Regions from separate parts of the Homo sapiens genome. Here region 1 is linked to region 2. A link is a contact called in ENCODE Hi-C or POLR2A ChIA-PET data. All regions are on one chromosome and are shown on one strand. Each heading gives the region's core, a stretch centred on a gene start or an enhancer-like site at or near the end of the contact. The rest is flanking DNA. Distances are from core to core; before and after follow the strand shown. Region 1 overlaps INCR1 (interferon stimulated noncoding RNA 1). Region 2 overlaps RCL1 (RNA terminal phosphate cyclase like 1).

Region 1 (3,603 bases), core at 333-2,832, 680 kb before region 2:
ATCTTTGACAAACCTGACAAGAACAAGAAATGGGGAAAGGATTCCCTATTTAATAAATGGTGCTGGGAAAACTGGCTAGCCATATGTAGAAGGCTGAAACTGGATCCCTTCCTTACACCTTTTACAAAAATTAATTCAAGATGGATGAAAGACTTAAATGTTAGACCTAAAACCATAAAAACCCTAGAAGAAAACCTAGGCAATACCATTCAGGACATAGGCATGGGCAAGGACTTCATGTCTAAAACACCAAACGCAATGGCAACAGAAGCCAAAATTGACAAATGGGATCTAATAAAACTAAAGAGCTTCTGCACAGCAAAAGAAACTACCATCAGAGTGAACAGGCAAGCTACAGAATGGGAGAACATTTTTGCAATCTACCCATCTGACAAATGGCTAATATCCAGAATCTACAATGAACTCAAACAAATTTACAAGAAAAAAACAACCCCATCAAAAAGTGGGTGAAGGATATGAACAGACACTTCTTAAAAGAAGACATTTATGCAGCCAAAAGACACATGAAAAAATGCTCATCATCACTGGCCATCAGAGAAATTCAAATCAAAACCATAATGAGATATCATCTCACACCAGTTAGAATGGCGATCATTAAAAAGTCAGGAAACAACAGGTGCTGGAGAGGATGTGGAGAAATAGGAACACTTTTACACTTTTGTTGGGACTGTAAACTAGTTCAAGCATTGTGGAAGGCAGTGTGGTTATTCCTTAAGGATCTAGAACTAGAAATACCATTTGACCCAGCCATCCCATTACTGGGTATATACCCAAAGGATTATAAATCTTGCTACTATAAAGACACATGCACACGTACGTTTATCATGGCACTATTTACAATAGCAAAGACTTGGAACCAACCCAAATGTCCAACAATGATAGACTAGATTAAGAAAATGTGGCACATATACACCATGGACTACTATGCAGCCATAAAAAAGGATGAGTGCATGTCCTTTGTAGGGACATGGATGAAGCTGGAAACCATAATTCTCAGCAAACTATTGCAAGGACAAAAAACCAAACACTGCATGTTCTCGCTCATAGGTGGGAACTGAACAATGAGAACACATGGACACATGAAGGGGAACATCACACACTGGGGCCTGTTGTGGGGTGGGGACAGGGGGGAGGGATAGCATGAGGAGATATACCTAATGTTTAATGATGAGTTAATGGGTGCAGCACACCAATATGGCACATGTATACATATGTAACAAACCTGCACGTTGTGCACATGTACCCTAGAGCTTAAAGTATAATAATAATAAAAAAAAACAACCAACAATCAATCACTTAAAAAAAAAAAAAAAAAAGAAAGGATGGGCAGGACCCAAACTGTCAGAAACAAGGTAACCTCAGGACTGGCTGCTTTCTTTGCCCACCTCTCGTGGTTCATTGAGTCTCTCTCCCTCAGCTCATATCTGCTTCTCTCTGCACATCTCATCTGTTCGACTCACCCTGCTTATTTCCTCAGTCTTTCCCTCTACTTTGAACTTCTTTTCTCTTTCTGGTGACTTCTGCTTTCTCAGTTTCTGCTGCCTCAGCGCTGTTCCTGCCCTGTCATAGATTCTAGCAGCCTCCTGACCCTTCTGTGTCAGGCCTACCCACCTCGGTCTTGAGAATATGAGTTGCTGATTCAGTCTCTGGAAGCCAGCCATATCCCAAAGCCTTCTCGTCTTCCTAGTTCTGGCTCTGGGAAGCCAGAGGAGACAAGACTATTGGACCCCAGCACCTAGGCATGGTGTAAGATGAACCCGGTGTGGTTCCCAGCAACTCTGGCCTGAAGGATCTCCAGAGCCAGCCAGTTTCCCAGGGTCCCCCTAGCCAGGGCTGATCAGGGTTACAGCATGTTCCCAGGACTAAACTGAGGACAGGTCTTAAGTCTGTTTGCCTTAAGACCTTGGGAATCTCCGTAAAAATGCTTGGACCAAGTATAGAAGACTTCTAAACTCAAACTCAAGTAAAGGAAACCTGAATTCAAACTCAGGTAAAGGAAATGAAAGGTTCTCACAATGACTTTGGTTTCAGCTCATATTTTTTTCTTTTTAAAGTGAAATGATGATTCATCACTTTCAATACAGTTGAGACAGCTGACTCATGTTTTCGTGTTAGGTCAGTGGTTCCCCAATATGGCTGCAGGTTAGAATCCCCTGGGGAACCTGAAACATAGAGGTGCCTGGGCACTACCTAAGACCTCCTGATTCAAAATCTCCAAGGGTGGGGTCCAGAAGTCTGCATTTTTTGAAACTCATCAGTGGTTCTGTAGTAACCAGCCGTGCTCTAATTGGTGGATTAGCATTAGGGAATCCCTGGGTTTGATGACACTGATGGCAGCAATCCTTGAAGGGAAGTAAGCAAGAGGGAGAAAAGGAAGCTGAGAACCCAAAGACAAACTTCAGCTACTTCAAGATGTGGACACCTGTCTATGTTTCTTAGATTTTCTTTCACTAAGAAGAGCTGATACCATGATTCTCAATCTACCAAGGGGGAGGAGAAATGGAAGCATGCAGAAGTAAGTTGATCTCACCTAAGGCAACAGAATTAAGGCAGGTCTCTGCTTAGAAAGACCACCTTGAGGGATAATTCTGCTCACTTGTTGTTCTCCTCACTGGACAGGAGACCCTGGAAGCAGAGACAATATCTGGTGCACCTCTGCATTCCCACTACCTGAAACATAAAGTTGCTCAATAAATAAACATCCTCTGTTGAATGAATAACTGCAAAGGCAGGTCCACTTTTAGAAACCATTGTGACTGGCTGGAGGGGTGGAGCTATGTGGAAAGTAGAAAAAGCAGTTGACACCAAGGGCAGAGAAGCTGGATTTGGTTCTACTCCTTACTAGCTCTGTGATTTGACCACTCTCTGCCTTGGTGATAAAATGTCTGAACAGAGTTTTGTAAATTACATTTTATAATTTACATAGAAAGCCTAGAATTTGGCTGGGTGTGGTGGCTCACACCTGTAATCCCAGCACTTTGGATGGCCAAGGTGGGTAGATCATTTGAGCTCAGGAATTCAAGACCAGCCTGGGCAGCATGGTGAAACCCTATCTCTACAAAAAATACAAAAATTAGCTGGGTGCAGTGGCATGTGCCTGTAGCCCCAGCTACTCGGCAGGCTGAGGCAGGAGAATTTCTTGAGCCTGGTAGGCTGCAGTGAGCCAAGATCGCACCATTGCACTCCAGCCTGGGCAACAGGAGTGAAACCCTGTCTCAAAAAAAAAAAAAAAAAAAAAGAAAAAGAAAAAGAAAAAAGAAAAGAAAAAACAAAAGCCCAGAATTTCTTGAATTAGTTGATCAACATAAATAGGGCCTTCTTGCTCCTTTTGCTTAAGTGGCATGTTAAAAATCAGTGACTTCTTTAATGACTGTACCTACTCTGAACTCTGTGCCAGATAAGGTAGAAAACAGAAACAAAAAATAAAGAAATTAATATGCAAGTGTTGCTTTTCCTACTTGTTACTCTGGAATCATAAGGCCACATGGCTGTACTTTCCAGTTATTCATTCAACAGAGGATGTTTATTTATTGAACGACTTTATGTTCCAGGTAGTGGGAATGCAGAGGTGCATCAGATATT
Region 2 (3,561 bases), core at 962-3,461:
ACTCAATAAAATAAAAAATAAAAAACATATAATTAATTAAAAAGATTAAGAGCTTTATGGTAAACGATTCTCCATTAGTTACCAATATATTTGGAATTAAGATAGAAAGCTATGTAAAAAATGACAAACCAAAACAAATAAATGAAAAGGACACAAAAGGACCTAAAAAGAAGACAAGAAGAATTTTTTTCAAATAATAAACAGAAAAGGTCGCTGATGAAGTCACTGTAAGTTTTTTTTCCCCAACATTCAAAGAAAAAAATAATTATTGGCCGGGAACAGTGGCTCACGCCTGTAATCCCAGCATTTTGGGAGGCCGAGGCAGGCGGATTACAAGGTCAGGAGATTGAGACCATCCTGGCTAACACGGTGAAACCCCGTCTCTACCAAAAATACAAAAAAATTAGCTGGGCATGGTGGCAAGTGCCTGTAGTCCCAGCTACCTGGGAGGCTGAGGCAGGAGAATGGCGTGAACCTGGGAGGCAGAGCTTGCAGTGAGCCGAGATCGCGCCACTGCACTCCGGCCTGGACGACAGAGCGAGACTCCATCTCAAAAAAATAACAATTATTATTATTATTACCCAAAGCACAAAAAAGAATGTGTAAAGATGGCTATTGTAGTATAGTTAAGAACATCACTAAAAAACATCAGAATTACAAACTAATCTCATTTAATGAGAACAGATGAAAAATCTTAAATAACATCTCAGAAAGTATGTTATTCTTAAATTACACATTTTTAAAATTACTACTGTGATTAAGAAAGATGCATCCCAAAAAGGGCTGCGGATAAAGCACAAGGAAAACAACAACATTAATTAAATATAATATTATATAAGCAGGGGGAAAAATTCAACTAACTGGCTTAATTATTCCAGAAAAACCACCTGATAAAATTTGGTATCTATTTCTCAGTCAAATTCTATTTTAAAAAGAATGGCAAATGAGTTTGCTAAATGTAACACAGAGTTTATATTTTAAAACAGAAGACTTTAAAGTTCACAGAGAATGTATCTTCATGGTAAAAGGATAGGCAAGATTTATAAATTGGATATTAAAACTATGAAGTATTGTTTATCAAAAGACTACACTGAAAGTGTCAAAAGACAAGTCAGAGTGGAATAACATATGTGCAATCCTTTAACATATCCAGAATATACCAATGAATCAACAATTAAATAAGAAAAAGACAGAAAAATGAGCAAAATATCTGAATGGAGACTTCATAAAAGAGGATATCCAACTGACCAATACATCAAAGAAAAGGTGCTCAGATCAAGATGGCCAGCTAGAAATCCTTCACAAAGACGGCCAAAACAACAATTAAACAACTAGACTTTAACACAAATAACTGAGGAAGGGTGCCAGAGTGCATCAGAAGAGTTTATAAAAGAAACTCGAGATGACCACAGAGAGAGCAGAAGGAAATGCCAAGCTTCTATCACCCCAATCCCCAATCAGGATCAGCTGGGAACCAAAAGGACTTCTCCCTGCTGCAAGGAGGTAAGGAAGAGGATCCTAGCGATCCCTATCAATACCTTAGACACTTACAGACCTCACCACTGAGGAACCCTGCAGTCCTCATAGGCCTAAGCTGCCTGGAGTATACATACGTAGCTGTGCTCCCCACAGAGAAGGAGTCAACACCGTGCCCAGCTCCCTGTGGCCTGCGCTACACTATCCTGGAATTAGAACTATGGCTGGAGTGTGTCTTGCTCCAGGAGCAAGCAGCAAAAACTCCCCTTTTCCCGTGAGGATACACCCTAGACCAGTGGCCCAACATCCTCAAGCCGAGCTTTAAGCGGCTACTGTACCTTTCAGCATGGTGCCAAATGAAGATGGAGCCACTCCACCTACCCCTACCCCACCCCACTGGGCCAGATCTGATGCTTCCTGGATAAATTTTAAAATTTGCAGTTGCAAAAAAAAAAAAGAAAAGAAAAATACTGCAGCTTAAGACTTCAATGAATGAAATAAATATAATAGAACTAAAATAGCAGACATGATCAAGCATAAGACACAAATCTCTGAACTTGAAGATAAGTCTTTCAAAATTACCTACTCAAAGAAATAAGAAATGAGAATGAAAATGAAATGAGAACACCTACAAGACTTACAGGAAATCATTAAGCAAACAAATGTTCATGTTATGAAAGTTCCAGGAGGAGAAAAAAGGAAGCACAGAAAGCCTGCCAAATGAAATAGGTGAAAAGCTCCCAAGGCTGATAAGAGGTATGAACATACAGATCTAGGAAGCTCAAAGGTTCCAAAATAGATTCAACCCAAAAGGGTCTTCCCAAGGCATATTAATAGTTAAACTGTCAAAAGTGAAAGATAAAAAGAGAATTCTAAAAACAGCAAGAGAAAAAGGCATCAAGTTAATACAAGGAAATCCCCATTACACTAAAAACAGATTTCTCCAGAGAAACCTTATAGACCATGAGAGAATAAGATGATATATTCAAAATGCTGAAAGAAAAAAAAAACGTCAACCAAAAACACTATACCCAAAAAAGCTATCCTTCAGAAATGAAGTCTTTCCCAGACAAGCAAAAACTGAGGAAATTCATTACTATTAGCCAGGCCTTACAAGAAATGCTCAAGAAGGTCCTACATCTAGAAATGAAAAAATGATAATCACTACCATGAAAAAACATGAAAGTATAAAACTCACTGGTAGAACAAATACACAAAGGACAAAGAGAAAAAAATCAAACCTTATCACTATAGAAAACCATCAAACTGCAATGACAAACAATAAGACGGGAAGAAAAAAAGGAGACACGAATCAACCAGAAAACAATTTTTATAAGGACAGGAGGCTAAGTACTGTGGCTCATGCCTAGAATCCCAACACTTTGGGAAGCCAAGGCAGGAGGATGATCATGCCCAGGAGTTGGCGACCAGCCTGGGCAACAAAGCGAGACCGCCATCTCTACAAAAAATACAAAAGCCGGGCATGGTGGCAAACACCTGTAGGGAGACCAGGCCGGAAAGATTGCTTGAGCCCAGGAGTTCAAGGTTGCAGTAAACTATGCTTGTATCACTGCACTTCAGCGTGGGCAACAAAGTCAGACCCTATCTCTAAAAAAAATTTTTTTAAATTTCAAAACCCCCTCATGATAAAAACTCTTACGTTAGGTATAGAAAGAACACACCTCAACACAATAAAGGCTGTATATGACAAACTCACAGCTAACATACTGAATGGGGGAAATTTTATTTTATTGTATTTTTTTAAATTATACTTTAAGTTCTAGGGTACATGTGCACAACGTGCTGGTTATATATGTATAAGTGTGCCATGCTGGTGTGCTGCACCCATTAACTCGTCATTCCCCCCACCCCATGACAGGCCCCGGTGTGTGAAGTTCCCCACTCTGTGTCCAAGTGTTCTCATTGTTCAATTCCCACCTATGAGTGAGAACATGCAGTGTTTGGTTTTCTGTCCTTGCGACAGTTTGCTCAGAATGATGGTTTCCAGTTTTATCCATGTCCCTACAAAGGACCTGAACTCATCATTTTTTATGGCTGCACAGTATTCCATGGTGTATATGTGCC

What was found. Hi-C counts contacts between places; a loop is a spot of excess contacts on that map. ChIA-PET counts read pairs that join two places held with the same protein, here RNA polymerase II (POLR2A). Pooled maps may share reads with other maps.
Region 1: a pooled map shows a loop between it and region 2 (3-fold over the local background). The contact joins two enhancer-like sites. A Hi-C loop is called at or near these places in 2 of 50 pooled maps. POLR2A ChIA-PET finds 5 or more read pairs at or near these places in 2 of 52 experiments (AG04449 and activated T-cell).

The regions. Positions count from the first base shown.
Region 1 is chr9:5,492,315-5,495,917 of GRCh38, reverse strand. All of the region lies in intron 2 of INCR1 (interferon stimulated noncoding RNA 1), which reads left to right. Among named protein-coding and RNA genes, the nearest start is that of PDCD1LG2, 16 kb to the left of the region's middle. RefSeq lists enhancers at 1,818-1,877, 1,908-2,157, 2,368-2,457. Within about 2 kb of position 1,582, at least 12 of the 41 ENCODE cell types and tissues checked have a DNase peak (open chromatin) inside an H3K27ac peak, as active enhancers do.
Region 2 is chr9:4,813,826-4,817,386 of GRCh38, reverse strand. The region is part of intron 1 of RCL1 (RNA terminal phosphate cyclase like 1); the gene reads right to left. Among named protein-coding and RNA genes, the nearest start is that of RCL1, 23 kb to the right of the region's middle. RefSeq lists an enhancer at 1,657-1,806. Within about 2 kb of position 2,211, at least 3 of the 41 ENCODE cell types and tissues checked have a DNase peak (open chromatin) inside an H3K27ac peak, as active enhancers do.